2 separate regions of the Homo sapiens genome follow, and region 1 is linked to region 2. A link is a loop called in an ENCODE intact Hi-C map of the cell type or tissue named here. Cell type or tissue: HepG2. All regions are shown on one strand. Each heading gives the region's core, and the rest is flanking DNA. Links, peaks and the distances in the headings are about the cores only. Region 1 has its middle 36 kb from the start of TACR3. Region 2 has its middle 9.8 kb from the start of CENPE.

Region 1 (15,980 bases), core at 3,118-11,117, 550 kb after region 2:
GTGTTCAATTTGTGATGTGTTAGAATAATAGGGCTTTCTGTAGTATTAGTAAACTGAACCACTAATTTCTAAATGTTATGTCTAAATATTCGTTGAACATTGGCTTCTGTTCTTAGCATAAGTGCCTATATTATACTTGATCATTTATATTGTAGATAGACTACTTTGCTGTAAGATAAGTTTCTGCTCACACATTATCAATAGAGTGCTCTTTTACTGTAATTTTATTTCTATATTGCTCTTAAAGTCTTTTGATTATCACTTTGGTTAAATGAATATTATTTTGTAATGACCTGTGATTCCATTTTGAGCAAATGTTTTGAGGCTTTCAACATCTTTGATAAACATCTTATCAACTAATCCTTGTGTTGTAATAGGATTTGACTCCTGGGTCTGAAAAATGGCACCAACTCCTGCTAAATGTTGAACATTGACACCAGCCAAAGCCTCTTCTTCAAACCCAGGAGAAGATGACAATCAAACTACTTTAATGAGACACAGGGCCAGAAACTAAAACTTCAATCCCTCCAGTCCCATTGGAAGAGGTTATTATGGAGGATCTTAAGGGCTGATTTTGAGGGATAAAATTAGTTCAGGCCCTCCAAATCAATTGTGTTCAGGCACACAAATGCCTAAATAGCTGACAAATTAAGGAAGTTTGCCTCTCTACATTCCTTAACTCAAATGAGTCTAACAAAGTGCTTATGTTTTGTATAAATAATTGCTACAAGTCAGTATCTAAGACTAGAAATCAATTCTGTAAACTTACTTTTTGAATTCTGTGTTTTGGCTTTTATGTTGCTTAAAAGGTTTTAAGGGTTAATGAATACCTGCCCATCTCCATTCTTGTCTGACCTAGGACATTTAATTGGGATAAGTCTTTTGGCCATAGGGGTTCTACTAAGGGCCAGGATAGACCTGGGGGAGGTAGCCACACCACCTGGCAATGATATGGGACAAAATAAAACCTTAGCCATTGATGCTGACTCTGGCAAATCTTGGCCAAGAGGGGGAAATACAAAGTAAAAATAAAATCCTAAGTCCCTCTGCCACTGACTAAGTGGACCTACTTGTGGCCAACAGAACCCCAGAAAAACCTTACAACTGAGTTCCCAGCCACGATGGGATAAGAAGTCAAACATGCCTCATTATACCCCCTTCCTTTGTCGTTAGATACAACAACTGACTCGACCTCTACAGGCCTGATTGAGGCTTACCCTATCAGGACTGAGAAAGCTACCAAAGCCATCAAAGTAAAGCCTTTAATGAAGGAGATAATTCCTGTCTCCAATGTGAAAATGGAGCCACTTTTGTAGTTCAAGTAGCTCCAGAATTATCACAGCTATTGAGTATTAATTAAAAACTATGTTCATCTTGGAGAGTGCAATCTTCTGGAAAGACTGAAAGAATGAGTAAGACATTAAAGAAATCTTTCTAGAATATGCCAAAAAACAAATCTTACACATAAAAATCTTGCCTCTTGCCCTGCCGAGAATGAGTATCACCCAGAAGTGGGTTGGCTCTTAACCCCTTTGAAATGTTGTATGAGAGATCATTTCTCTGTCTCGTGGAATACCTGTCACTTAAGGATTTTTCTTCCTCTGAAACAAGCTAGATTATATATAAAAAAAACTATGAAACACATTAATTAGTCTCTCTGAGTTTGCTTCCAAAAGACTCCAGTTCCCTATGGATGTGCCTCTTCACTCTGAAACCCGGGGAACAAGTCCTGCTGAAGACCTGGAAATCCACCAGGCTGAAGGTCGTCTGCAACAACAGGGTCAGCCCCTTCTCGGTGCTGCTGACCACCCACTCATCTGTCAAGTTAGGCAGTGTTAAGCCATGGATTCACTGCTTGGGTAAAACCTGCTCCTCTGGGACTCCTCCAGGGGATAGCCATGGTCTTGTGAATCCTTGAATGGCCTTAAATTAATATTTAGAACTCAGACAAGGACTCTAGCTAAGTCAATTATCCCATGATACCCATCCCTAGCATGAACCAGGCAAAAAAGTTGATGACCTTATTCGCCATGATGGAGAAATTGATAAGTAAAAGGGGAGACTGAAACCAGCCCAATTTTAACCTTACATCTTTTTTCAGGAAACTGACAATCAGGCCTTCTGTATGATATCAAGGAGCTGAGGCTTTTAGATCACTACACTCAATGAGATGTGCCTGTAGTCTGTTTGGCCAATTTCTCTTCCTTTCACCCTACTAATTCCTATCTTACCACACATAGTTGCAATGAGGTGCTTGACCCTACATTTGGTCATCTGCTTCCTGTTGATCAACTCTTCACCCTGCTCCTCCTGTTTTCCTTCCCTGCTATAAAAACACTTAACTTAGTTGAAGAGTGGGGATGGATTTGAGGTTTGACTCCTGTCTCTTTGGCTGATGTCACTGGTAATATAATAAAACTTTATTTCTTAGCAATACACATCGTCTCAGTGATTGGCTTTCTCTGTGGTGAGCAAGGAGACTTACTCCTTGCTCTGGTGTTTGGTGACACATATATCTGATCATCTTTCTGTCATCTAGGAAGCTATGTGGGGGCTGGCACTGTCACTGGGCAATAGGTGTGACTCAGTCTTTGTCTCCTCATTCTCTCCTTTCCACCCTCAGTATTAGATCTTTTATAATTTACTCTCCCCTCCTCAGCATCACTCCAACTTCTTTTTTGAGATAGTTTAGTAATTTTTATTTTTATTTAATCTAAATATTCCCTGAAGAATATCTGTTTGTTTTTTAAAAAATTCTTTTATTTTTAATTTTTGTGGGTATGTAGATAGGAATCCCTTTCTCCCAGTTGAGATAGGGTTTCAGAATTGTGATCTGGCATACTTTTTTTCTCGTAAAAAGTAGGATTTTGTCTAGAGGAGACTTTGGAAGTATTTCATGAGAAGGTTACTCTTTTCCCTCATTCTGCCAGAACAGCAAGGAGATCTTTTTGGCTCCTCATAATGAAAATCTGGAAGGGTTCTTGGAAGGAGAGTCCATCAAAATATAGGTTATTCTAAGACTACAGCCCCATTCCCGTTGTAGTCCATACTCAGCCTCCATCAATTATCAAAATTACTATTTTTCTTCAAGTTTTTGTTTCCACAGGTTTCTGCTCCAGGTAAGCAACTTTCAGTTGCTTTATTTCTTTGGATGCCCCTCTCTCTCCAGATTTTGGAGTGGCATTTGGCCTATGACATTAGTTCTTTAATGGGCCTTTGCAAAGTCATAGCTTTTTTATTGTAAGGATGGAAGTAAAGAATTCTAAAATCTTTACATGTTGGAGCTGAAACTAGAACAGCTCTAATGAATTTTTAGAATATGCTTCATGTATTTCTGCCATGCTTTTTTGTACTGTCAAAGTAATGCTGCTTGTTATGTATTGATTTTCAAGGAATGCATATATACATGTACACATGTGCCTTAATATTGAATAACAAAACATTGTTAATATGCTAAAATGATTAAGTGAAATATGTAATACATTTCAGGTAAGATCATTAAAATCAAGACAATTTCTAAGAAAGTTTATATTTAACTGTGTATGCTTGAAATGGAAATAGAAAAGCCATGGTGTATTTAAAACACTTTGTTATACCTGCCAGGCAAGGAAGGGAATAAGACAGAGTTGCTAAGTGAGAAATACACGGACAGTCTGCAGATGTGGGTACTCCAGAGGAAGCAAATGGAATTCTATTATTTGGATAACATTTTGACAAAAGACTGTGCTGTGTGGAAGAGTGTAAGGCATAATTGCATAAAGGAACAAAGAGGGTTAAGAGCAAAGCAAGGCCACATAAACAAAGATTGTAAGGGTCAGGAAAAAATAATATTAAGTAGTGGTGGATGAACCCCAGCCCACTGATGAGACAATGTTTTCAAAATTGTCCATTGTCTAAGCTCGTTTATCTGTGGATCAGTGTGCTTCATATCCTTTGATGAGTGCAGCAAGCAGACATACCTATTCAACACTAAAATGATCAATTTATGATGCAAGGCATTTTACATCTTAAATTTCATGTAATATCAGGTATTTTATAAGTGAAACATATTACTACTGATTTACTAATTAATATCCTCTAGCCATTAGATTTAGTATATTCATTATTTGTTCAGATAATAGTTTCAAATATTTTCTTTATTGTAAATAGTTTTTTTTGACAGTAAATTAATCGTTTCTAGTTTTTCAGGGAAAGAACAAAGGAGACAATAAGACAATATCTAAAACAATATTAAAAATAACCAATGTATTGAGACCTGTATTCCTAATGCAAGATAAGGCCATGGGGCCTGAGGCACCACTAGACCCTGAGCCTTCACTGTTTAAGGAAGGGAATCCCCACATTCCCAATGGGGCATGGTACACAGATGGCTCTGCCTCAGTGCTACTGCTGCCTGGACCACTGTTGCAGTCCAGTCTACTACTGACACCATATGGTTTGAAACTGGGTGTGGACAAAGTAGCCAATGGGCTGAACTTAGAGTAGTATGGATGGTGATCACCAAGGAGGTGACACCTTTGGTAATCTGTACTGATAACTGGGCAGTCTATCAAAGCTTAACCTTGTGGTTAAGTACCTGGAAAATACAGAAGTAGCTAGTTGGCCACCGACTCATTTGGGGCCAGGCCATGTGGCAAGACCTCTGGAAAATGGGCCATCAGAAAGAGGTAATTATTTATCATGTGCCAGGCCATATGCTTTTTTGCAACCCCAACAATGATAAGGCAAATGCCTTGGCCAAGTTCCAATGGCTAGAGTCAGCACCAACACGAGATGTGGCCTTGTGGCTACACCAGAAATTGGGACATATGGGAATTAAACTTATGCAACAGGTCAATTAGTGTTGGGGTCTGTCCCTGACCAAGCAAGACCTTTGGGAGGCTTGTCAGAAATGCCAAGCATGTGCTCAGGCATACCCTAAATGGAGGCAGCAGCCCAGTGTTACACAATGAGTAACAATACGGTGAGTGCCCTTGACCAGGTGGCAAGTAGACTACATCGGGCCACTGCTGAAGTCACAAGGGTATATGCATGTGTTAACAGCTGTAGACGTGGCCACAGGCTTGTTCGCCTACCCCTGCAGGGCGGCCGACCAACATCATACCATTCGAGTCCTACAACACTTACGTGCCCTGTATGGTTGCCCTCTGTCCATTGAGAGTGATAGTGAAACACATTTCACTGGATAACTGGTACAACAATGGGCACAACAAGTGGACATAAAATGCCATACAACCCACAAGCTGCAGGTATGAATGAGTGATATTACAGCCTGTTGAAGAATGGGTTACACTTGCATGCCACTCCCCATCTTGGTGGGGCTGGAGTTCCAGGCTGGACCTACTGCTCCAAACCTTGAATGAACAGCCACAGAAAGATAGGCCAGCCCCAGTGGAGGCTTTGTTACACTAGGCCACCACCCCCATTCATTTGCAGATACATACCAAGGATGACCACCTCCCACCAGGTATGGGGACAAATGGTAACCTGTTGTTGCCTGTCACAACACCCCTGAAGGCAGGGTTACAGAAAACCTGGCTGTGGCCATGGACACTCCAGGCACCCCACTGCCGGTGCTTGGCTATTGTAGCTCACTGGGGGGAGGGCCTACAGTATGACTCGCATGTCACTCCTTGGGTGTTCAATACATGGCCCCCACGGTTGACTGTTCATAGGGAAATGGGCCAGGGAAGAAACCCTCCTCTGAGGAACAAACGTACTGCCTGTGTGGCCTATTATGAGCTCCCCTGTGACTTTGGCACACATACAGGACTCAAAGGAACCATGGGGAGCTGAAAAGGTGTGGTACCATTGCCCAGGGCAAAAGCCTTTGGTGGCTGCATTGTTATCCAGAGATGAGAGGTGATATGGCTGTGTCCCTACCCAAATCACAACTTGGATTGTATCTCCCAGAATTCCCACGTGTTGTGTGAGGGATGCAGGGGGAGGTAATTAAATCATGGGGTCCAGTCTTTCTTGTGCTATTCTTATGATAGTGAAAAAGTCTCATGAGATTTGATTGGTTTATCACAGGTTTCCACTTTTGCTTCTTCCTCATGTTCTCTTGCCACTGCCATGTAAGAAGTGCCTTTCACCTCCCACCATGATTCTGAGACCTCCCCAGCCATGTGGAACTGTAAATCCAATTAAAACTCTTTTTCTTTCCAGTCTCAGGTATGTCTTTATCAGAAGCTTGAAAATGGACTAATATAAAAGGTTAGCCTTTATTTTGCCTGAAGGATGTGATTTACCTCTGTTAGTACCTGTGCTTCCTCTGTCATTTTGACCATAGATTAACATGCTCCAACTGCATTTGGACTGGGCCCACAACTATGCTGAGGTGGCCAATGTTTCCATCTGTTAGATCTGCCCTGCCTTTCCAGTACCAGCTGCAGAAGGCTTGCCTTGGCACATACATTCAGCGTCTTCAGAGGACTGGACATGGCTGGAGACTGGGGTCCCATGGCTGATGCCTGGACAAGCTCTGGACAAAGGATGCTGTAAGACCCACAGTGTGCCTTCCCCACGGCTGGCCCATAGCGTTTATGATGGGTGGGACTGGCTAGCGGGGGCACATGTAATACCCCAAGCCCATGCACTGCAGCGCATACAGCGACACTGGGGTAACACCCCTGTGGGATAGGTATCTGTCACAGCCTGTGTAAACATAACACATGTCATCACACTGAAGGTATGGTGGAACAAGCAGCCCCACCAAGGCCAGGCCCTGATGGATTTTGTGCCCCCTGGGAGTTTATGGGTCTCTGAGGACACAGGGTGGCCTTACCTACCAGTGGACTGGACTGGATATTGTCCCTGGGGATGGCCTTATTTATCTGCCACTGTTCTCCCTACATTGCCAGACACCTGTATAACTAGGAGGAGCTGTGCTCTTGGTTTTATTGAATGCAATGAGCCCCCTGGTGGTTCTACCCCTTGGTAATGTTTCATAACTATAGAAGCACAAGTTACTACTCTTGCAGAGCACATTGCTTGGGCTCTGAATTACACTCCAGTGGCCCTTGTCCTGTTAACAGGTGAGGTTGATCAGATCAGAAATGTTGTGTTGCAAAATCGAATAGCCTTAGACATAATAACTGCTGCCCAAGGAGGCACCTGTGCCCTTGTAGGAACACAGTGTTATACCTTTATCCCTGACCATGGGCAGAACATAACAGCAGCCCTACAAGGGGTCTCATGGGAGATTAAGGTGGTTGAGAGCCTTACTCACAAATCCCTGCAGAGATGGTGGGCATCCCTAGGCTCTGGCCTATGCTGGGCCCTAATAATAGCATAGCTGGGATCCTAGCAGTGACCTGTTGTTCTCTGTATTATTGTTGTGGGTTATGGATTCAGGGCTTCACCCTATGGGCATGTGTCCCAGCCTGGAGAATGCCCTTGGCCTAGGGAGTGGAGTGCAAGGGAAATGACTGCAGTTTAGCCAGGAGTAGGCCAAGGTGGCTTTCTGGCATAGCATGACTCAGCGGGTTTGGAGCACAGGCACACAACTCTGCACATTATGTAACCATGTGAGGCACATTAGGCGATCATACACGTGAGCTCATGATTGGCTTGGAGCCACTATTGTCTGTAAGAGGTATAATTACCCTGCTAACACTATACATACAGCTTGTGCCCAGGCTTACTCACACCCAGAGAGAGAGTAATGCCATGTCAAAACTGTCTACAATTCCTCAAGTGTTTTTCCAGCTACCTGTCACCCCACAAAAATAGTTACACTTTAAAATTGTTCTTAAAATGTATTAAAATATAACTAGAATGCTCCAGATTCTTGTACAAACAGTTCTAGCAATTACAACAATTGTGTAATGAGAATTCACATCCATGTTACTCATTCTAGTAATGCAAAAACCATTTTAATGTGTATTATGTATCTAGTATTTGCTGGACATTGTGCTTATTAGTGATTCAAAAAATGTTATGGCTTTGATTACTAACTAATGCTTACAGATATTGCACTGTGGCTACAGAGAATGAATTCAGTTTGTATTTTGTTTTCTTTAGGGAATTGTTTACATTATGTTTCCTTTTCATCACCCCCAGAAGTCATTTAGTTGAAACAAAGGCAATATCTTCATGACTAATTTACTACACTCATTTTTTATTTCTGGTAGAAACAAAGTTTGGTAGTAGCAAATAACTAGAAAAGAACAAACCTGGAGGAATAAAAAATTTTCTTAAACCTTTCTTATGAACACAAAACTATACTTTTATTAATCTTGATGGTATGTTGCAAGTTAAATAATACCAATTTACATGGAAGAAAGAAATACAACATAGGCAACACCTGACTCTTGTGTGACTCATAAAAAATTCCGGAGTAAATAACTCTCAATGATTAACATTTGAGGAAATAATTCTTAATAAAATTAGGCTAGCAAAAATTAGAAAGCAACAAAAATAGCAATTGATAATCATAGAAAACTAAAGACAACACTGATATACACAAATACTATATAATATCTTTCCATAAGGTTACAACTATTTAAAACATTCTGTGTCTATAACATTTTCTGGTAGAAACCTGATAAAGAGATCTCAGGAAATCCTCTTAGTAGATTGATTTTATTATAAAAATACCAAAGTCTATTTCATTTAGTATATTACTGTTAAATGGTTCTTAGTTTTATGTAACAGAGTAAAGGTTTTAGAATTATCTTTATGACACAAATCTGCTTTTCTGTATTGAATCATTTTTTAGCTCATTAAGATCACAGTCCTTGTCAAACACTTGTATATTTGTTTCATGGACTATTCTAAATTTAACGCTTGAACAGATTTGTTGTCAAATTTAAGGGATGGAGAAACCCAAATTATTTTAATTCTAACAAAATCCATTAACACAGTTCTAGACTTGATAAAAAATTAAATGTTTTATTTATTGCAGTTAGTCATTTAGTCATTTAAATATATATCCATTCAATGCCCATCTGTGTGTGGCATTTCTCTAGGGGCTAGAGATGTAAACATTATGAAGACCAGTGAGATTTCTGCTCACTTGGAGCTTACAATAGTAAGAAATTACACACTGCAATATGTGTAACATAGGAAACAGACAATAGATCTATGTGGCAGAATAATGGAGGTGCTGGGAATGGTGGTGGTAAGGCAGAGCTGACCTTTTACCAGATAGGGTCATCAGAGAATGGTTCTTTGAAAGACTGGCATTTGTATTAGTGCCCTGTTTCTTCTGTAACAACCACAAATTTAGTGGCTTAAAACAATACATATTTTCTCACACTTGTGAAGTTCAGAAATCCAAAAATGTCTCAGTGAACATCAAAGTGTCACCAGGGCTGTTTTTCTCTTTGCTATAGGCAAGAATCCATTTCCTCATATTTTCTAGCTCCTAGACACTGCCCACATTCCTTGGTTTATGGCTGCCTTCTTCCACTTTCAGCACCATTGAATATAGGTTGAGTTTTCACATTGAATCATTCTGACCTCTTATAATCAAATTCATCTCTATCTCCCTTTTCATCTATAAACATCCTTGTGGTTACATCAGGCTCATATAATAATCCAGGATAATCCCCTTTCTCAAAATCTTTAACTTAATTAGATCTCCTAACTCCTTTTGCCATATAAGATAACATATTTACAGCTTCTTAAGGTTACGATGTGAACATTTGGTAGACCATTACTTTGTCTGTCACAACATTTAAGTTAAATCTCATGAAAATCAAGCTTGTAAAAAAGGGGAGAAAATTCATTGTGTATACTGGCTCTGAGTCTAGAAAGCACTTGAAATATTGCAGGAATTGAAATTATATTACTGTGAATGTCTCATAGTGAACAACAGGGTGTCATGTGATGAAATTTTGTACCACAAAAATTTAGTTTACAAGCTGTGTTAGGCCATTCTTACATTGGCATAAAGAAATACCTGAGATGATAATTTACAAGAAAAGAGATTTAATTGGCTCACTGTTCTTCAGGCTATACAGGAAGCATAGTACCAGCATCAGCCTCTGGTGGGGCCTTAGAAAGCTTCCAATCATGTCAGAAGGCAAAGTGGGAGGAGCAGCGAGAGAGAGAGTTGGGGGTTAGCAAACACACACTTAAAACAACCAGATCTTGTGAGAATGCACTATCTCTAGGACAGCACCAAGCCATGAGGGATCTGTCCCCACGACTGAAACACCACCCACCAGGTCCCGTCTCCAACATTGGGATTACAATTCAACATGAGATTTGGCAGGAACCTATATTCAAACTACATCACAAACCATCAAATATAGAATGTGGTGAAACCTGATATGGAAATGATGTTAGATCTGTGTACTAACCATCTCTGTTCTACTTTCTATTTCACTTTTTCTTATGTTCTGAAGATTTTTCTTGTGTCCTCACCTAGAAAGTAAAGCCTGTCTTAGTTTGGATTGTCATAAAAACAGACCCTGAGATAAGGTTTTGAGTGTAAGTAGTTTATTGGAAAGTATGAGGATCCCTGATGGGAGCTGAGAAGGTAATATAAGGAGAGGAAGGCCATATGCTATCCAGTAGATGATTGAAGCTTACTGTTATGGGGGAAATCTGGGAAAATGTCCAAATGTCCAAAGGGCCAAGAAAATTGCTCTATAATGCACCAATTCTCAAGAGCCATAGTTTGAGGGATGCCCTTGGAGAATGTTTTCTCAGTATTTCATGCTTTTTGTATAGGAAGAACAGCAAAAGAATACCAGTTTCTAAAATCCCAGGAGAAACAGTCATCAGGCAGAGGCATTCGAAGGTCTGGAAAGTGTACTAGGAGTCATTCAGATATGGTGATGTCCACTATAAGGCCCTTAAAAACATGATTGTCCTATTCTTCTAAATCACAATTGTCTAAGGTAATGTAGAAAAGATGCAAAAAGCTGCCAGCTGTGGTTATTGACATTCTCAGTACTGCCAATTTGGTTCCAAAGAGCGCAGAGCACACTGTATATGGCAGAATTTGCTTTAGCATACCAGCACTTATGATTCATTGTCCTTGGCTTGGGATAGACTAGATAATAAAGAATGCTGTCACCCTGAAAAAGATGAAATTCTTTCCTTATAATATTCTCAGGACCAACCCTATTAACTTGTCAACATGACAAGGCATTATATAATAAAATGCAGACAGTCTGTATTTACTTTGAATTCTGAATGGAATGGACAAATCCCTGATATACAAGAGATGTGGAGAAAAATAAATGGGATTTGCAACACTTTCCAATGATTTAATGCTGATTTTTTCTGTTTCAGAAAAAGATCCTTTCACTGTCTTGTTTTCCCTCTGATGTGGGTATTTTATCTTAATAGAATTTTGTAAAATACTGACACCTTATAAAGAGGCAGACATTTACTGCTCTACTATGGTTTTTCATGGAGAACTGTCAAAATATGTTTTATGGTTCTTTATTTTTCTTTTCACACTTCTTTCTCAGTAATGTTCTCTTAGAAACCTGGCCCAAATTGAATTTTACCTTCCTTTGTACTTAGTGAAGCACAGCCCAAAACAGTTCTGATATGTCTCTTTCTATTTCTGGTAACCATAACTTTATGGCACCGTTATGTAATAAAGCTTTTCTCAAGGGAAAATGTGTGAAATATTTTTATTAGGAACTAATATAGACTATCACATGGGAGCATCAAGGGAATATGAGGTTTAAACCTCGCATCTCTGCTACTGTTAAATGTAGTAATGAATGGTCAATTTAACAGACTAAAATGTTTCTAGTCAATGCTATTTCCCACAATTAGTATGTTATCTGTACATCGTTCAACAAAGTAATCATTCTTTGTCAAAAAGTCCTATTTGAATATCAGGTTCTATACTGTACAGTAGCCCTTTTGCTCTAAGACAGCATTTTTGTATAAGAAAAAAATAGTAGTTTCTATTTTTAAGGATGTTATTCTTGACTTAGTTTCATTAACTCTGAAATAATCTATCAAGTCATTTGGATCACGTCATGAAACTTAAAGAGATGAACAGATAATAAAATATATCCCACACTGTAATGTACAGAACAGTGGTCCCAAATGTATGTTTATGTCTCAATCTCTAGAATCTGTAAATATGACTTTACATGGTATAAAAATGAATATTACTGTATATGGCAAAATATGATTGTGTTTAAGATCATTGTGTATCCTTAAACAGACAAAGTGACAGACACACAAGATGATATGAAGACTAAGACAGACATTGGAATAATGTGGCCACAAACTTCCAAGGAATGGTAACAGTCACCAGAAGCTAGACAAAGCAAGACATAGTGTCCCCCAGAGGCTGCAGAGGAAATGGGATCTTGCCGGCACCTTAACTTTGGACTTCTGGCCTCCAGAGCTGTGAGAATAAATTTTTGTTGTTTTAAGTGACCAAATTTGTGGTAATTTGTTACAGTAGCCACAGGAAACCAACACACCCTCTTTCCATTGGTAGAAGATAATAATGGAAATCATGTTGTAGACTTCACAAGTTTGAGGCCAATTAAAAGAAAATATGTATATGCTATACCTTTTGTTTGTTTTGGAACTTTCTATTTAATGTTGAGTAGATACAAAATAATTCTTATAAAATACATATAAGGAAAAAGAATCACAATACAACAAACAACTATGTACTCATCAGTCAGTTAGGAAATGAACATCATCATTTACTTGGTACCCCTCACCAATCCCATCCATAGCTCTTCCTTTTTGGATTAATCATTTATCTAATTTTTCTGTTTATCACTATTTTTAAAATAATTTTATTTGTATTTTTAAACAAGATATTGATTATTGTTGGATATTTTTTAATTTTATATTGATGAAATCATTGTATACTTCTGAAAGTTGTATATTTCTACTCAACATAAAATTCTGGAAATTCACTTATGTTGCTCCACATAATTTATTCATTTTTTTCTACTGTGTGATATTGCAGTATCTAATTATTAGACTAATGATATGGTTTGGCTGTGTGCCCACCCAAATCTCATCTTGAATTGTAGTTCCCATAATCTCCACATGTCATGGGAGGGATGTGGTGGGAGGTAATAGAATCATGAAAATGCTTCATGATTCTCTCTTGCCACCATGTGAAGGACATGAGCTTCCCCTTCCACCATGATTGTAAGTTTCCTGAGGCTTCCCTAGCCATGCTGAGCTGTGATCAATTAAACCTCTTTCCTTTATAAATTACCCAGTCTGGAGTATGTCTTTGTTAGCAGCATTAGAATGGACTAATACAACCCTAATTTATTTCTGCATTATATTGTTGATGGATTTGTGGTTTCTTTTATTTTGATATTAAAAAATCTTTGCTTCCCTATCTTGGTGAATTTGTACAAGATTTTGCTGCCATATATATCTACGAGTAGAATTACTTGTGTCATTGAGTTTAAATATTTCCAGGTAATTAGAATTTTTTTTAAAGCTTGAATCAAACTTCCGTAGAAGTAAACGATAGTTACAATTTCTCCAAATCTTTCTCAATAGTTTATATTATCAGACTTCTTAATGTGTGCCAAATGCTTGGTTGTGAAATGATATCACAATTTAGCTTGTTAATGCTTACATGCTATTATACATTTATTGGTCATTTGGGCATTATCCATCTTTGATAGTTTTATTAAAATCTCTTTATTAGTTTTTGTATTTGTGTTTGTTTATATTGATTTACAAGTATGCTTTATATTTTCTTAATTCTAATCCTTATTAGTTGCCTGTATTACAGATAACATCTCTCACCTGCTGTGCTCAGTTTTTACTTAGTTTTATAGTGTCTTTGTTTTTAAAAGTCTTATTTTAATGTGTAGAACAGTCTAACTTTTCATTTGTAATTGTTCTTGGGTCTTCTTTATGAAATTCTTTTAAAAAATGAGGTCTTGATTTCATCTTACAAATTTAGGTCTTTATTATATCAGGAATTTATTTTTTACATGTTGTATATGGTAAGAAATCTAATTTCATTTTTATTCCATATACGTTGACAATGATCCTGGGGGCATTTATTAATAGCTAAATAAGTAATTACTTTTATTTGTGATCTAATATAACAGCTCTACAATAAATAAAAATGCAACAATTATTGCATGGCTTAGTTATTAAACATCAAGAAACTATACAGGCCATTAATTCAGCCCATATATAGTTAGTGCTTAGGTTTCTTTGGTTCAAGCTAATATTTGAAGGCAGTATTTTAAATTCGTCTTTTTCCCCCTGGGATTTCAGAAAAATAACAAATTAATCTATTCTGTATGTGTGCTTCAAGAAAATAGTCATTTGTTTCTAGTAACTTGTGGTTTACTCTTTCATTCAAATTCAAGCATTTATTTACCACCATCTATATGAAACACTATATTACACAGTTCAAATATTACAGTAAATAATATTCCTGATCCTGGATTTCATTAACCTGTGATTTAACAGGAAAAATGGCCACTAAATGAGTTAATATAATGGCAACAAAAATAGTGAAAAAGAGATGTACACAGTGCTACCAAAGTGTATGTCAAAGTGGCATCAGTATTTTATATACTCATAAATGTGGAAAATTTGGGAAAACCTACCTTGGCCCTTTTAGAAAACCTTCCTAGTTGCCTGAGTAACATGGAAATGTTGCACTAGACTGTGATTTCTCCTATAAGAAAAATATTACTGCTATAAATATACATGCTTATTTTCCCCCTTACCATTAAAGCCATATTGTGAGGAAGTTGAGGCTTCATGCAGACATCACATGTGAAAAATCTCAGCCAGCCATGTGAAACCCCACAACAGCCAGCATAAATTGCCAGACATGTGAGTGAGTAAACCTCCGGCTGATTCCAGTCCCAGGTTGTCAAGTCAGTGTAGGCTTTTTAATCTTTCCAGCCATATCTGCTAGGTCTTGTCCAAATTCTTGATTCTCAAAATCCATGACAATAAAATAATTGTTTTAAACTACATTTTGAAGTTTTTTGTTATACAGCAATTGTAATTTGAGTGATTCTAAATTATACGATGAGCTTTGGAGAGAAGGAGATATGTATTGTAATTCTTTTATTCTTACATAGTCCACTATAGCAAGTAAGGGAGAAAAATTGCACTAAAATCTCATTAGTCCCTCTCTCAACCAAAGAGGAGCTCCATATCTTTGTTCATGGCTTTCTAATTCAGGGGCTCCAGTGATTTACAACCATTGCCCAAGTGGAGTCTTTAAATATGACCAATCTGTAGTAACTCCTGCTTGATGGGAATAAAAGAATTATAAACATGCCATCTCACTTTATCATCTACCCTCTTCAAAGTTATTAGCCAAATTAACTTTCAAGATTCAAGTCGAGACCTAGAAGGTGGAGAAGTTCCTTAAATCCTCTAACATAAGCCAATATTCTAACCCATTTCCACATTATTCCTAAAATTAGAGTTTGATGCTCAAATCCAATTATATTGGAGTGTGCTTCGGTTTTATTTGGCGCTCATTACCCTGTGATTTCAACTCTCTTGAGGCCTCCTTTGAGGGAAGGAGGGTGAGTATTAGTTAAATGGGCCTTTATGGGTCCATTAGTCAAATACGACTTACTATTTCTAACTTCACCACTATTTCAGAGTAAGCAGAGAGGATCTATTAACTTCTAATTGTAGACTTAACATAATACAAGTTAGTTGCTCATCAACTACCAACATTTATTATTTGGAAAAAACTGGTAACTGTAATTATGGTGAAGACAATAGCATCTAGAATTTGAGAACTTTCCATGTACCAGCCTTTTTCAAAACCACCTTGCATATGTTCTGTCTTCTGATAGCTCCATCACAACTATGAAGTAAGCATTAGATAATACTTTAAAGAGCATATTTTTATTTTGGGGCATGAGAAAACTAAGAAGGAATAATTTGTTTTAGGATGCACAGCTCGTGAGCAGCAGCACCAGAATAAATCTAAGCTATCTGATTAGAAGTAATTACTTCCTCACCTACATTTTCCTGAAACTGGAAGTAGATTGTTTGGGAATTATTGATTT
Region 2 (15,980 bases), core at 4,012-12,011:
AAGGGAGATGTGATTAATCAAAATTTCTAATGAGACAAGAGGAGATTGGTTCACGAGTAAAGAGAAGTCATCAGCCTTTCATAGTTGTGCTTATGATCGTTGCTATGACTGTCTTTTTTTATCATCACAGCAGGTGACATTTATTGAAGATTTACTATATGCCAGGCTCTCTATTATATGCTCTCTATCCAATTTTTTCATCTGACTTTCCAAATTGTTCATCAAGAAATATTCATTGAACAACTGTTATGTGCCAGATACGGTTCTAAGGTCAGGAAGCACAACAGTAAATAGAATAGACACAGTACCTGTTGTTGTAGAGTTGCTATTCTCTTAGAGGAGATGGGTAATACAGAAAAATCTCAGTCTCTCTCTCTCTCTCTCTACACACACACACACACACACACACACACACACACACACACACACATAATGTAATGATTAATAGGATCAGGAGACAGAGAGAGAGTGATAAGGTGGGTTAAGAGTGCTAGTTTCTTATGAAACACATTCTTGTGGGAAGCAGCAGACAATACATAACAAATATATAGTAAAATAATGTGTTGGGAGGAAGGTTTATTTTAGATGAGATGTTCAAGAAAGACCTGAGGAGGTGACCTTTGAAGTGAAACCTATGTGAGAAGAGTGAGCCAGACTTGGGAGGACAAGAGAAAGGGCGTACCAGACAGAGGAACAAGTAAGTCAAAGAAGCCAAGGCTTGATCGAGTTTGTCATCTGTCTGAGACACAAAGGGGAGGGCCCTGTGACTGAAGCATTTGTGGCAATGGAGAGAGGTAGGCAGGTCCAGGTCCAGGACCCATGGGGCCTTGTGGGCTGTGATAAAATGTTTGGATCTTATTCTCAAGGGTGAGGGGAAGCCTATGGAGGGTTTTAAGCAAGGGGGTAAAAAGGGATTCATTAATTCCTTCAAACAAGACACTCTTTATTTCACTATGAAAATAGAAGCTTCCAGAAAAGACTTTGCCCTAATTCCTGTCAATCTGGCTACTCACTATGTGCATTTGTGCTTGCATACTCGCCTTCCAGACTGTAACTTTATAAACATCTGTGTGTTTTCCACTCTGGAAACTCTCCATGTGTGCACTGGATACAGTCCTCTCCTTCTCACTCTCTGTCCTGCTTGTCATTTTCTCCTGCTCTAGAAAACCAGTCTTAACAGCAAACATATGCCTTAATTCCTCCCATATTGAGTGTCTAATATATATGGCAAACTTAAAATGTCTAATACCAAATTCATGCTCTTCCCCTCAAAATCTGCTCAATCAGCAGTTTTCTGCTTCTCAGTTGTTGGCAAGTCCATCCTTCCAGTTATCCAGGTGCAGACTCTGGAGCCATGCTGCTCAGCTTCTCACCTGAAAATTCTGTCAGGGCCACCTTGAGAAAATTTCAGACTATGAAAAGTTTGTCACAACTTACGCTTCAGCTACCTGGTCCGAAATATCATCATCTGGCACTGAGCTAATCTCAGTGTTTCCACCCTTGCCCACCCCCACTGCCAGTCTGTTCTCAACACAGCAATTTGAATGATTCTGTGAAAATGTGTCAGATCATGTCACTCCTCTCTCAAGACCCCCAGTGCCACACCTTCACCCCCACCCTCTGATTTCTCTCAGAACAAAACCCAACGTCTTTCAGTTGTCTCCCAAGCCTCACATGATCTTGCCCTTTGTTTGTGCTCTGGCCTTACCTCCTACCACTGTCCCTCCCCTTTGCTCTCCCCACTCCAGCCACACGGGCCATGGGCAGTTTCCTGAATCCCAGACAAACCCCCTCTTGAGACCTTTGCACTGGCTGCTGTGTCTGGATGGAAGGCTTTCACTCCAGATATACATGTTTCCCTCCTTCCCATTGATTCCAGTGTTTACTCAAATGTCACCCTCTCATAGCTCTCTCTCTATAAAACACCAACTCCATTGTATGTTACTTCTATTTCTTAAATCTTCTTCTTAAATTAGTTACAAGATTATTTGTAACTTTTAGACATAATATGTGTATGAGTATTAATTTATGTATATATGTCTCCTCCCACTAGAGTGACATAGTTTTTGTTTACTCCTTGTCCCCTGTGTGTACAAAGATGCTTGGCATAGAGTAAACGTTCAATTAAAAATTACTTATTACTTAAGTATTACTCAAATACTTATTGGCATAATTTCTGGAAAGATACACAGAATACACCTAGCTTTCTTTGGAGGGAAAGGACTGAGTTGGAAAACAGATTCACCTTTCATTTTATATTATTTCATAACAATATTTTAACCACATGAATATTAGTTTCTCTCAAGTTAAAGAAATTAGTTGACATAAATCAGTGTGTAAAATGGAGTCTACTCATTCAGATTTGTTTTGGTTATCTAGCTCTGAGCTCATAGAGATTATCCTTTTTCATGACTAAATTGTGAAGAGGCAGGGCTGCTTCTAATAAGATAATCCAGAGTATTGTGGTGTATACATACTATGGAATACTACTCAGCCATGAAAAGGAATGAAATAATGGGATTCACAGCAACCTGGATGGAATTGGAGACCATTATTCTAAGTGAAGTAACTCAGAAATGGAAAACCAAACGTCATATGTTCTCACTTATAAGTGAGAGCTAAGCTATGAGGACTCAAAGGCATAAGAATGATACAATGAACTTTGGGGACTTGGGGGAAAGGGTGGGAGGGGGTGAGAGATGAAAGTCTACACATTGGGTACAGTGTACACTGCTTGGTTGATGGCTGCACCAAAATCTCAGAAATAACCACTAAAGAACTTATTCATGAAATAAATAAATTAAAAATCAATAAATAAAATAAAAGGATAATAACCAACATGCATGGAACTGGAGGCCATTGTCCCAAGTGAAATGACTCAGAAACAGGAAGTCAAAAACTGCATGTTGTCACTTATAAGTGAGAGTTAATCAATGAGTACACATGAACATTGTAATAGTCTGTTCTCATGGTGCTATAAAGAAATACCCGAGACTGGGTGATTTATAGAGAGGTTTAATTGATTCACAGTTCTGCATGGCTAGGGAGCCTTCAGAAAACACAATCATGGTGGAAGGCGAAGCAGAAGCAGGCACCTTTTCCACAAGGAGGCAGGAGAGTGAGTGGGAGCAGGGGAAATGCCAGACACTTATAAAACCATCAGATCTCTTGAGAACTCACTCAGTAACAGAGAACAGCATGAGAGAAACCATCCCCATGATCCAGTCACTTCAGGTCCTTACCATGACACATGGGGATTATGGGGATTAAAATTCAAGATGAGATGTGGTGGGGACACAGCCAAACCATATCAGACATATAGAGTGAATAATAGACACTGGCAACTCCAAAAGGTGGGAGAGTGTGAGGGGACTGAGGGATGCAATACTAACCATTTGGTACAATGTTCACTATTTGGGTTATGGGAACACTAAAAACCCAAATTTCATCACTACGCAATATATCCATGTAACACAACTGCATGACATGCACAGATGTACCCCCTAAATCTAGAAAATATTTCAAAAAGAGAAAAAAGAAATAAACATGTTCTAATAAAAAAGAGATGGATCAAGTAAATCTGACTAAAAAAAAGTTAAAAAATATAAAAATAAAAAGAAATTGAGTGGTAAGGGAAAGCATAAAGATTAAATAACCTATCTAAAGTTATGGAACTTCTGGCAAGAGAGGCTTAACATTTGGATGCCTACCATTTCTCTGATAGGCAATCGAAATTTTTTGTTAATTTTTTTTTTTACCTGAAAGATTAATACCTGCATATGGTCAAAAGATTCAAATGAACAGAAGATTCACAGTGAAAAACAAATCTTCCTACATTGACTCCTAAGGTGTCATTTCACCTCCCCAGAGGCAACTGTGCCATTTCCTAAAGTGTTCTCATCAAAATAATTTACAGATAGGCACACATATACATCTTTTTCTATATTGCATATCTTTTACACAAAAAGGTACCTGTCATACATGCTGTAGTGAACTGTGCTTAAATATGATCTTTATGTAAGTGTTTTCATTCAGTTTAGGAAGAAAAGTGAATTTCTGAGGCATATTAATTGCACACACTTTTATGTTGATGTTTCAATTACTGTTTTTTTCCCCAACTGTGTTATTTATGCTGAAGCTGCAGAGGGCACTGTAATCTTTCCCAAAACATGGCATAGCCTTGAATGGTATTTTGAAGAGTGTGAATATGGTGCAAACTGTAGGATTCGGAGAAGCTACTGATATTAAAAATATACATCAATTCAAATTACTCACCTGTTCTCTCTCATTTTAATGCATTTCATAGAAAATTAATAGTAATATACTTATTACATATAATCACCTTCAATGGGGTAATTTTTATTTCAAATTTTATTTTAGGTACAGGAAGTACATGTGCAGATTTGTCACATGGGAATATTGTGTGATGCTGAAGTTTGGGGTATGGATATCATCCATAGTGAGCATAGTGCCTGATAGGTAGTTTTTCAACTCCCTCCTCCCTCCCTCTCTCTCCCTTCTAGTAGACCACAGTGTCTATTGTTCCCATATTTATGTCCATGTGTGGTAAATGTTTAGCTCTGCTTATAAGTAAGAACATGCAGTATTTTATTTTCTGTTCCTGCATTAAGTTGCTTAGGATTATGGCCTAAATAGGAGTAATTTTTGTTTAACAGAGAGAATGCCTAATTTTCAAAGCATCTATTTGAAAGACATCTATTTGGAGACATCTATTTGTAATGATCACAGACATAGTATTTCTCACCTTTTAATCACAGTAACAGGGGATTTGTATGGCATCATGGGAACTGCTCTGGCCTGGGTCAGTCCAAAGACTATTTCTAAGCTATGCTGCATTGGAAAATCATTTATCTCTGTGTGTCACCATTTTCTCATCCATACAATGAGATAATTGGATGAGAAAATTTCTAAGGGTTTTTTTCAGCTTCAATAATTCTATAATGTCTTCATTAAGGAAAGAAAATTGAATCGCTAAGAGAATAGATTTTAAGTTACTCACACAAAAATATGTGAGGTAATGCATATATTAATTAGCTTGATTTAGCCATTCCACAATATATACATACTATTAAACTCATATTGTACCCCATAAATATAAGTACTTTTTGTCAGTTAAAAAAAATAAAAAAATTTTTAAAGGAAACTTGTTCAAATTGAGTATGGATGAGTGTAAAATTGAATACAGATTTGTGAGGGAGTAGGAAAAGTGATCTGTGTTACCAAGAAAATCTAAGATAGTCACAATGTGGCAGAGGATGATGGCAGCCCACCAAAATCTATTCTCTTCTTTCTGGCCAGAAAGCAAGATTACATTCCCAGCCTGCCTTGCAGTTAAGGGCCACTTCTAGGCCTATATAGAATTCCAGGGGTGCACTTTTCCTGCCTCATCCTTGGTGAGCATCCTTTCTCCTTTTCTTCATTGATTCTTCCAAATCCTGACCACTTTCTTCAAGCCCAGGTTTCATCTTCATCTTTATTGAGAAATCAGGACCATCAGGCAAGATGTCTCAACTTCCAGGTTTCCCACCCTACCTCCTGCACTTCTACTGATTTATATCCTCACCAACTCTTCCCTCTTTTCATGCACGTCCAGAGTGAAGTGTCTGTGGTGTCTGAGATGAGCCCTTCCATTTATGTCCTTGGCTCCTTTCTCTCCAGTGTCCTCTACATCCTTGCTCAGGCAGTTATTTTCTCTCTTATTTCAGAAAAATGCTAGAAAATAACAAAAAGAATCATCTGTAATTTCACCTTAAAAATTATCTAAATTGCCTAGTGAATGTTCCTTCTATTACCCAGTCATCAAATTTCATCTTCCCTAAGGTAATCTATGTTAATTAAATTTATATTTCTTGAATATATGCAATAAATCTATGTGGATAACCAGATGTTTTCATATTTTCAAGAATAAGATTATTCTGTAATTGATCTAAAATTTGCTTTTTACACTAACAAATCAATATATAGATCTGCCTTTTATATTGGCTGCATAATATTCAATTATATGGCAGCATTATAGTTTATTCAACCATTTCTTTCTTTTCTTTTCTGTTTTTTGTTTTGTTTTGTTTTTTTTTGGAGATGGAGCCTTCCTCTGTCACCCAGGCTGGAGTGCAGTGGTGCGATATCGGCTCACTGCAACCTCTGCCTCCCGGGTTCAAGTGATTCTCCTGCCTCAGCCTCCCCAGTAGTGGGGATTACAGGCACCCGCCACCATGCCCAGCTAATTTTTGTATTTTTAATAGAAACAGGATTTCGCCATGTTGGCCAGGCTGGTCTTGAACCCTTGACCTCAGGCAATCCACCTGCCTCGGCCTCCCAAAGTGCTGGGATTACATGTGTAGGCTACCGCACCCGGCCTCAATCATTTCTTTATGTATATTTAGATTGTTTCTAATTTTCAATATTGCTTATAATACAAAAATCCATCTGCATATGTCTTTCCATACTTACGCTTTTATTTTCATAAACTAGATTGCTAGAAGCTAAAATGCCGACTCAAATGATGTGCTTGTTTTGAATTATAACAAGTACTACCAAATTACTTCTCAAATAATTTGTACCAATTATATTACAACCAAGAGTCTGTGAGTGTCCACTTCCCCATTTCTTCATCATCACTGGGTACAAATCAATATTTCTAATTTTTGTCAATTTTATAGGAAAAAGATATTTTATTTTCATGTGCAATTCCCTGATTACTAGTAGGATTGAGCATCTCATCACTGTTTATTGGTAATATTTATATCTTATTTTTTGCATTGTACATTTGTACTGTGTAGTCCTTTGCTCCTTTGCCCAGTTTTTTTTCATATGGATTGTCCTTCTAATTGACGTGTTATAAGTCTTTAAGTATTACAGATTACCTATCTAGCAAATATTTCCATTTGGTCAGTCATCATCTTCTAAATTGTCTTTGTGTAAGGTTTCTTTATAGCGTCCTTGTTTTTGTCCATTTGGGAAATTCTTCCCTACTTTGAGGTTATAAACATGTTTTATTACTTTTTCTTTTAACTTTTGTTATTTTATTTCTTTCATTTACAAATTTAATTCTTTCTTGTGGCTTTTGTTTTTAACTCTCTTGATGGGTCTGTCCACTCAGTGTATAAATATTTTAGGTCTTTTTTTTAATATATATAATTTGAAAGCTTTTCTTTGTGTTACCCTGCATGTATCTGAAAGCCTTTCTCATTTCTTTCTTTTAGTCTATGAAGTAATTATATTTACTGTCTCACTTCTTTGTTTTCCATTTAATCTTCATATACTTATAATTTGGCTTACAATCCTACTGTCATGTTAATACAATTAATCTATGTGCACCACAGTAAGTAAATTTCTGAACCAAATGGACATTTTTCAGTGCTTTGGGGCATTTTTAGTGCCTTTGGGCATTAGGTAGTCTCCAAAGATGGCTGCTTTGATTTTCTCCCCTCGCTGTTGTGCATTCACCACTCTAACCATCAAAAGATGGATTCGATTTACCCTCGTCTTTAATCTGGTCCTCTTTCTTCCTAGCACAGTAGTCTCAGGATAGCTAAATTTCTTACATGATGGCTGGCTTTGCAGAATAAGATGGAAGCTGCTAGGCCTCTGAAAGTTTAGGCCCAGAGCTGGCAGAGTCATTCCCACCGTAATCTCTTGGGCTAACTTCACAAGCCCAAGCTAGCCACGTGACGAGGCCACATGGAGGAGCTCTAACATGCCAGACACGAGTGAAGCCTCTTTGACCTTCCAGGTTAGACCAGTTTCTGATCAATGCTGCTTTGTAAATTTCCCTGGCTAATGCTGCATAGAGCCAAAGAAGCATCCAACTAACTCCAGTTGATCCCCTAAATTGTGAGAAATAATAAAATTCAGTCTCTTTGGTGAATAGTTCTAATGAAGTTTGACAAATACACGGAATTGTGTGATACTCACCAGAACAGTTCCATCATCCTCCAAAATTCTTTTGTGCTGCTTGTTTGTAGTCAACCCTCCCTTACATCCAAGATTTGGAAACCACTGATCTGTTTTGTGTGCTACTTTTGCCTTCTCCAGAATGACATAAATGGAATTTTACAGTTTATAGCTTTTTGAGCCTGATTTCTTTCACTTACGTTAATGGATTTCAGATTCATTGTGTTATTGTATCAGTACTTTGTTCCTTTTAATTGGTGAGTAGGATTCTGTTTTTTGGATTTATCACAGTTTGTTTTATTCAATCACCAGCTGAAGGACATTTGGGACATTTGTTTTCAGTGCTTAGAAATTTTGAATATAGCTGCTAGAAACGTTTATACACTGGATTTTGTGTGAACATCACTTTTTATTTCTCTTGGATAAAATATCTAAAATTTAATTTTATAAGAAATTGCCAAACTGTTTTCCAAAGTGGCTATACCTTACATTCCCACCAGTAGTGAATGAGTTCCAATTGCTTCACACATCCTCATTTGAGTTTGGTATGGTCATTAAAGAAAACCCCTAGACATTCTAATAGGTATATAGTAGTATATCATTGTGGTATTAATTTGCATTTCCTTAGTAATTAACGATGTTGAGCATATTTGCATGTGCTTACTTGCCATATATATATATATATCTTCTTGGTGAAGTACCTGTTTAGATAGTTTGCTCACTTCAAAAAATTTGATTGTTTTCTTACTTTTGAGTCTTGAGAGTTCTCAATATATTCTGGATTCAAGTCCTTTACTAAATATAGAGTTTGCAAACATATTCTCTCAGTTTGTGGTTTTTCTTAACAGTGCTTTTCTCTTAACAGTGGCTTACACACATCAAATGTTTATAATTTTTTGAAGCCCAGATTGTAATTTTTTTCTTTCATGAATTGTACTTTTGGTATAATATCTAAGAACTCTTGGCATGACCCAGAGTTACAAAAATTTTCTTCTACGCTTACTTTTAAAGTTTTATAGGTTTACATTTTAAAGTAGATCTATGGTCTATTTTGTGTTAATTTTTATATAAGGTGTGAGATATAGGTTGATATTTACTTTGGGGCATATGGATAGTCATTTGTTCCAGCTCATTTGTTGAAAAAATTGTCTTTACTCCATTGAATCACTTGTGTACCATTGTAAAAAAAGTCATTTGATCTTACTTATCTGGTTATATTCCTGGACTCTGTATTCCATTTCATTGATGAATGTGTCTATCTTTAGTTGTTACTGTTTTAAGCCATTAAATTTTGTATTTGTTTGTTATACAGCAAAATGTAACAATATGTGACACAGTCACTGTGAAGAACTTTGAAAGGGCTGAAATTTTACTCCTCTTGAAAGCTAACAAGTTAGTCTGCCACAGTTTCATGAATCCTGGTGGAAGACTCAAGACTTCTGGGACAAGGATGAAGAAAAATTTACTAATCAAACCAATAGCCATAGCCAAAGTATTTGCATTTTTGTGTTGGTTTTCTAAACCCCAATTCCCATAAGGTGATGCAAAGAGGGCCAGGTAACACCTATACACACAGGTATAATTTAATCACTGATGCACAAGAGATACAGTAATACCACTATTAGTATAAGTGGTAAGTGACATAGTAGTTCCACTGATGTATTTCAGCCTCCCCTTCTTTCTGTGGCTGATTTTTTTTCCAGAATGAGGTCAGACATTATCTTCCAAGCAGCCTCTGGTTATTTTATCTTCTGAGTTCCTGTAGCATCATATGTAGTATTATGACTGAGTATTTTATCTTCCTTATTAGGCAGTGAGCTCTTCGAGAGTAGGCTCTAACTCATTTTCCTTATACTCTAATTTGTCAAACTATTAAAACATTTGATGTACTTCCTTTTGAAGCATCTGTTGATACAGTTACCATGCCTTCACTATCTTGATGATTTCACAAGAAATGGAACAAATGGAATACTTGTAATAAAAGGCCCTATTTTTCTTGATGATCGTTTCCCAAAGAAGTTATTTCTGTTCTGAAGGAAGTAGCTGAAAATACCTATGAAGTAACTGCTTTCCTGAAAATAGTACTTGTTATAGTATAAGTAGAAGGGGCCTTAACATATAATTTTTAAAAGGCTTATAGCTGTGGGTAATACGAAGTCTCTAAAATACGTGCATGCCAGTAATATTGAGAACAATGCCATTTTATTCCAGGATCCAAGAAGGGCATTGCATAATTAGCAGAACAAATTGACAAGCAGGGCACATAGTTTACATTTCCATGGTAGGTAAGAATGACTATTTTGATTACAATTTCATGTGTTTTGTTTACTTTTTTTTGGTGGGGGGACAGAGTTTCACTCCTGTTGCCCAGGCTGGAGTGCAATGGCATGATGTTGGCTCACCACAACCTCTGCCTCCCAGGTTCAAGTGGTTCTCCTGCCTCAGCGTCCTGAGTAGCTGGGACTACAGGCAAATGTCACCACGCCCAACTAATTTTGTATTTTACTAGAGACGGGGTTTCTTCATGTTGGTCAGGCTGGTCTTGAACTCCCAACCTCAGGTCATCTGCCCACCTAGGCCTCCCAAAGTGCTGGGATTATAGGCATGAGCCACTGCGCCGAGCCTCCTTTGACTTTCACAGCCTTCAATGTCTTCATCCTAGTACAAGAAGACACATTGAATTTTTATAATAAAACATTTATTAAATTTGGTGAAGTATGAGATCTGCTCACCAGTAAAACATCCTGGTTTAACTTTATTATTGCTTATATTTTTGTAAGTATTTTAAGCATAACTATTTGGTTTGGTTTTTGAAAGTTATTTTCTGAATATTTTGGCAAATGAACGTGCAAGAACATCATGAGTTTTCTTGGTGCACAGAATAATAATGCTATGGGTTTATCTGGGAACCTAATAGTAGAGCTTGCCATAGCGTAACATGGAGCTCTTTGCTGGAGTGTACTTTCTGTTGTTAATTTTTTAGTTTCTTCTAAACAGGTTTGTAATTTGACTTTTCTATTTCTGAGAAAATCTGTCATCTTAAAAGAAACTTTTAGAGAGTTAACTGAAAGTGAAAGCAAGTTCCAAGGAACCCCCAAAGAAATATCATAACTCATCACTTTATCCTACCACCAACTTTTGCTGCTGTATGAAGCAACCTAACTCAACCTTGTAGGAATTTATGCATCTACTATTTGGAAACATAGAGTTAAATGCCCATAATATATAGCTAAGAGATTTGAAAGAGTTTGCCTCTGAGGAGGGGGTGTGGGCAGTAGATGCGGAGTAGGGAGTGTAAAGTATGGTTTTTGTTTTCAGCCTTCTAGCACTAACTTATTTGAAATTTATGTGCACATAGTATTTCAATAAAAATAGAACAAGTTATAAAAAGAAAACATAAAAAGAAATGATCAACCCCCAAACTGGGCTTAGTTCTTGTATTATTTCTTATAGGCTGGAAATAGACCCACAAAAAGGAGGCTGGATTGACCCTCCTTTAGTGGAGGTTTCCCCAAAGACCCTCCTGGAGTGAAGGGTCCCCAGAGGAGAGTGAAACACAGGAGTTAGGTGGTTGAGGCATGAGTTGGCCATGAGCAAACAGTGAAGGTGATAAAGGATTACTTATACCAAGAGAACCACAGATGAGAGAATCTTCCAACATCCCCAAATAAAAAAAGTCAATACAGTTGCTTCCCAATGCAGTCTACTCCACCCTGCTTTCCAAAGTCTGATGTTCCCTGTTTAAAAGGGAATCTGACTAAAAAGCCAGCAGTTTTGGGATTCTTTGACATGTGGCTTCTTCACCAAATCCTGGTATCATCTCTGTGAGAAAGATGAGAGCAGAATCCACTTGCATCATCAAATGTTCTGGGTCTTCTTTGCTTGTCAATTGAAAAAATAGTAAAATAAAATGAAAGTATCTCAAACTGGACTACAATGTCATTCTTACCAATCTTTGTACCTTGACCAAACTTTGTCATTTGAATTAGAGTGTTCTATATTGGGAACAAAGTTGGCCAGAATGACTTAATGGCTTATAATGGGAGCTAGGAAAGATGGGACAAGGATTGCTGCCCACTATATAGGTATGACTTGCTATGGTCCATTCCCTTTGGAGGCATTGAGCTCTGGTTTGTCATCAGTGGTATTTATCTGGTTATCCAGATAAACCAGAGGAGGTCTCCATGTAGAGTAAAAGGAAAAAGGAATGTAGGGCTTTGGTGGACTCTCCTGGATTGTAGGGAGGAGTCGGTAAGATAGAGGGCAAGTAGTGGAGCTAAACATCCCCTGTTAGAGCAAGTGCCTCTAGAGAGATAATATCAGCTTTTCCAGGCAGATGGCTACAAATGACATTCTTTCTGTCTCTCCCAGAATCAGGATGTCTAAAGCTATTATTTTATTTTCATTTCCCTCCAGGATCACTTCAGTCCACTAATAATCACACAATAAGAAAGATCATGAACTAACAATTAGCCTACCTAATTGTATCACTTAACCAGTCTTATTTCTTTAACTGTTGCCCCCAAAACAGGAGCCTTCTCAACTGAATTAATGAAGGCAAGATACATTATGTCAACTACATAATGCTGATTGATTATTGAGTATCTCTTTATGTCAGGAACTAGGCACTTGGGATGCATCTTTGAACAAAACAGATAACAATATTTTGCTCTAATTATGCATTTTTTGTTTTAATCACATTTAGTGATAGCTTAGACCAAGAGATTAAAAATTTCAAGTACATCTCCATTCCTTGTAGACCTTTGTGCTCTACACACACACACACACACACACACACACACACACACACACACACACACAGAGACATCTTAACATTTGAGGTGTTTAATGGTAAATGTTGAAGTACAAATGTGCTTTTAACTTTATTGTTTTCTACCACTCTTATTTTTTTCTGCTAATGGCCATAAAGTACATTCTTTCCGAATCTTAGTTATATTTGCTTCTTTTTTTGCTAAGATATTTTTAACCACTGGATAGCAAGAGTCAAATAATCATGTACAAGTTTTTAATTTTATCTCTCTCAAACATGTTTTTGCTTTTGAAGCATTATGTATACTGTTTTATTTCTTTAAGTAACAATTAAATTCATAAAGTTAGAGTTTGTCTTATATAGTAATAAAGATGGTTTCCTTACTCCACTTCCTGTATTCAAACTATTATCAATGATAGATAATATATAGGAGAGAAAATTAAAATTAAGTTAGAATTTTTATGAACTAGAAATGACATAGCAGTATAAAGTGGTGAAAAGGCTAAAGCCCAGGATCTGCTGGGAGTCTAGTCCCTATGAATTAAAGGGTCGGGCAAGAAAACCAAGCCAGATTTGAGTTTGAATTCAGGAACTACAATAGAACTTTTCTATTCAGCAGAGGAGACTGATAAAATTTACTATCAGTATCTGCCTAGAGCTGTGGTTTAATAAAGCCTGAGTCTATGAAGGTTTCTGGATATAGTGTTTTGAACAGATGTTGAGCCAAGCTTCCTTCTGGTGCAGCAAATTAATTTATTTTATGTTCAATAGTACTGAGAGGCAGGAGCTCAGACCAACCAATATGATATTTGGTTCTGGACTGTAAAACTACTGGGAAAAAGAGAGGTGAGCGGAGACAAGAGAACATCAGCAAGAACCTTCAACTAGAGAAAAAAAATCCAAATTTCAAAATACGTGGAAAATTAAATTTAGGAAACACATCCAATAAAATCAATAAGTGAAAGGTCAATGTATCCTAGATGAATGAAAATAAAAGCATGATCTGAAGGGTCTTTTAAAACATGTTGAGGCCCCTCAAACATACAAATGAAGGGATAATTCACAACAAGAAAAAAAAACAAAAACAAAAATGAAGAACATATGCATATAAAAAATGAAATCTTGGAAATGGAAAGCATAATAATTGAATTAAAAAACTTTAATGTTATCTGACTTCGAATTGTACTACAGAGCTATAGTAATCACAACAGCATGTAACTGGCACAAAAACAGACACATAGACCAATGGAAGAGAACTGAGAACCCAGAAACAAGCCTACACACCTACAATGAACTCATTTTCAACAAAGGTGCCAAGAACATACACTGGGGAAAAGGGAGTCCCTTCAATAAATGGTGCTGGAAAAACTGGATATCCATATGCAGAAGAATGAAACTAGATCCCCTATCTCTCTCCATGTAAATCATCAAATCAAAAAGGACTAAAGACTGAAGTCTAAGACCGCAAACTATGGAAGAATTACAAGAAAACCTTGGGGAAAATCTCCAGGACATTGGTCTGAGAAAAATTTTTTGAGCAACACCCCACAAGCACAGCCAATCAAAGCAAAATGGACAAGAAGGATCACATCAAGTTAAAAAGCTTCTTCACAGCAAAGGAAACAAACAACAAAGTGAAGAGACAACCCATAGAATGAGAGAAAATATTTGTAAACTACCCATCTGACCAAGGGTTAATAACCAGAGTATATAAGGAGCTCAAACAACTCTATAGGAAAAAATCTAAAATAATCCGATGAAAAAAATGGGCAAAAGATTTGAATAGTCATTTCTCAAAGGAGGACACACAAATGGCAAACAGGCATGTGAAAAGATGCTTAAACATCATGAGTCATCAGAGAAATGCAAATGAAAACTATACTGACATATTATCTCACCCCTGTTAAAATGGCTTATATCCTAAAGACAGGCAATAACAAATGCTAGTGAAAATGTGGAGAAAAGGGAACCCTTGTACACTGTAAATGTAAATTAGTACAACTGCCATGGAGAATAGTTTGGAGGTTCCTCAAAAATCTAAAAATGGAGCTACCATATAATCCAGCAATCCCACTCTGGACATATACCCAAAAGAAATCAAAGAGGTATCTGTACTCCTATGTTTGTTGCAGCACTGTTTATAATAGGTAAGATTTGGAGGCAACCTAACAGTCCATCAACAGATGACTGGGTAAAGAAAATGTGGTACATATACACAATGGAGTACTAGTCAGCCATAAAATAGAACGAAATCCAGTCATTTGCAACAACATGAATGGAACTAGAAATCATTAAGTTATGTGAAACAAGTCAGGCAGAGAAAGACAAACATCACAAGTTCTTACTTATTTGTGGGATCTAAAAATCAAAACAATTGAACTCATGGACATAGAGAGTAGAAGGCTGGTTACCAAAGGCTGGAAAAAGTAGTAGGGGGCTGGGGAAGAGGTAGGGATGGTTAACAGGTACAAAAAATGATAGAATGAATAATACCTCTATTTGATAGTATAACAGGGTGACTATAGTCAATAATTACTTAATTGTACATTTTAAAATTACTTAAACAGTATAATTAGATTGTTTGTAACTCAAAGAATAAATGCTTGAGGGGATGGATACCCCATTCTCCTTGATGTACTTATTTTACATTGCATGCCTGTATCAGAACATCTCACTTATCCCATAAATATATACACCTACTATGTAACTACAATAATTAAAAATGTAAAAAATCTTTAGATTGGGAAAACAAACTATAATGTCTACTGATGGATGTCCTACATACTGGAAATGTAGTGAAAATGGTGATGGTGATGTAGAATGAGGAACTGGTGCTTGTGAAGCAGGTTCACTGTGCACTGCTTACCACTTCAGAATCCTGGGCTGCACTTTTACTATGTACCTGAGTCTTGTGAGATAAAAAAACTCTCTCACACACAAATTGCATAGTTTTGTTACTTATAGATGGGCAGAAAGGGACAACAGAAGCCTACGAGTTATGATGAGCCAGTCCCCGGGGGCTCAGGAAATCTGCTCAGAGCAGATGGAGTCTCCTCTGAGAGTGCCTTATTGCTCCCAGGGTAAAAAACCCAGGGTGGGCTGCTTTCCAGGGTCCCTTGTACCACAGCTGAGGGACCCTGGAAACCAGCCCACCCTCAATTTTTCACCGTGGGAACAATAAGACACGCTGGCTGAAGCGATGAAGGATATACTGTTTCTAGGGGCAACAGGGACAGAGTCTGTGCTCTTCTGGCCACCTCCTCCTTATCTCAGGATGTTGCATGTCCAGCACATT

The links. Hi-C counts contacts between places; a loop is a spot of excess contacts. Peaks named below come from ENCODE experiments on the same cell type or tissue, not always from the same donor. Only the 100,000 strongest peaks of a DNase experiment are listed, where the experiment ranks them.
Region 1: it touches region 2 in a loop (25-fold over the local background); 3 of 110 quality-filtered maps call a loop at or near these places.

Annotation. Positions count from the first base shown.
Region 1 is chr4:103,747,534-103,763,513 of GRCh38, forward strand. No RefSeq gene overlaps it. Among named protein-coding and RNA genes, the nearest start is that of TACR3, 36 kb to the left of the region's middle. In HepG2, for the core only: a CTCF peak has its summit at 6,921 (motif pointing left); no DNase peak of the experiment used is centred there.
Region 2 is chr4:103,200,174-103,216,153 of GRCh38, forward strand. No RefSeq gene overlaps it. Among named protein-coding and RNA genes, the nearest start is that of CENPE, 9.8 kb to the left of the region's middle. In HepG2, for the core only: CTCF peaks have their summits at 4,142 (motif pointing right) and 7,707; a DNase peak (open chromatin) is centred at 7,698.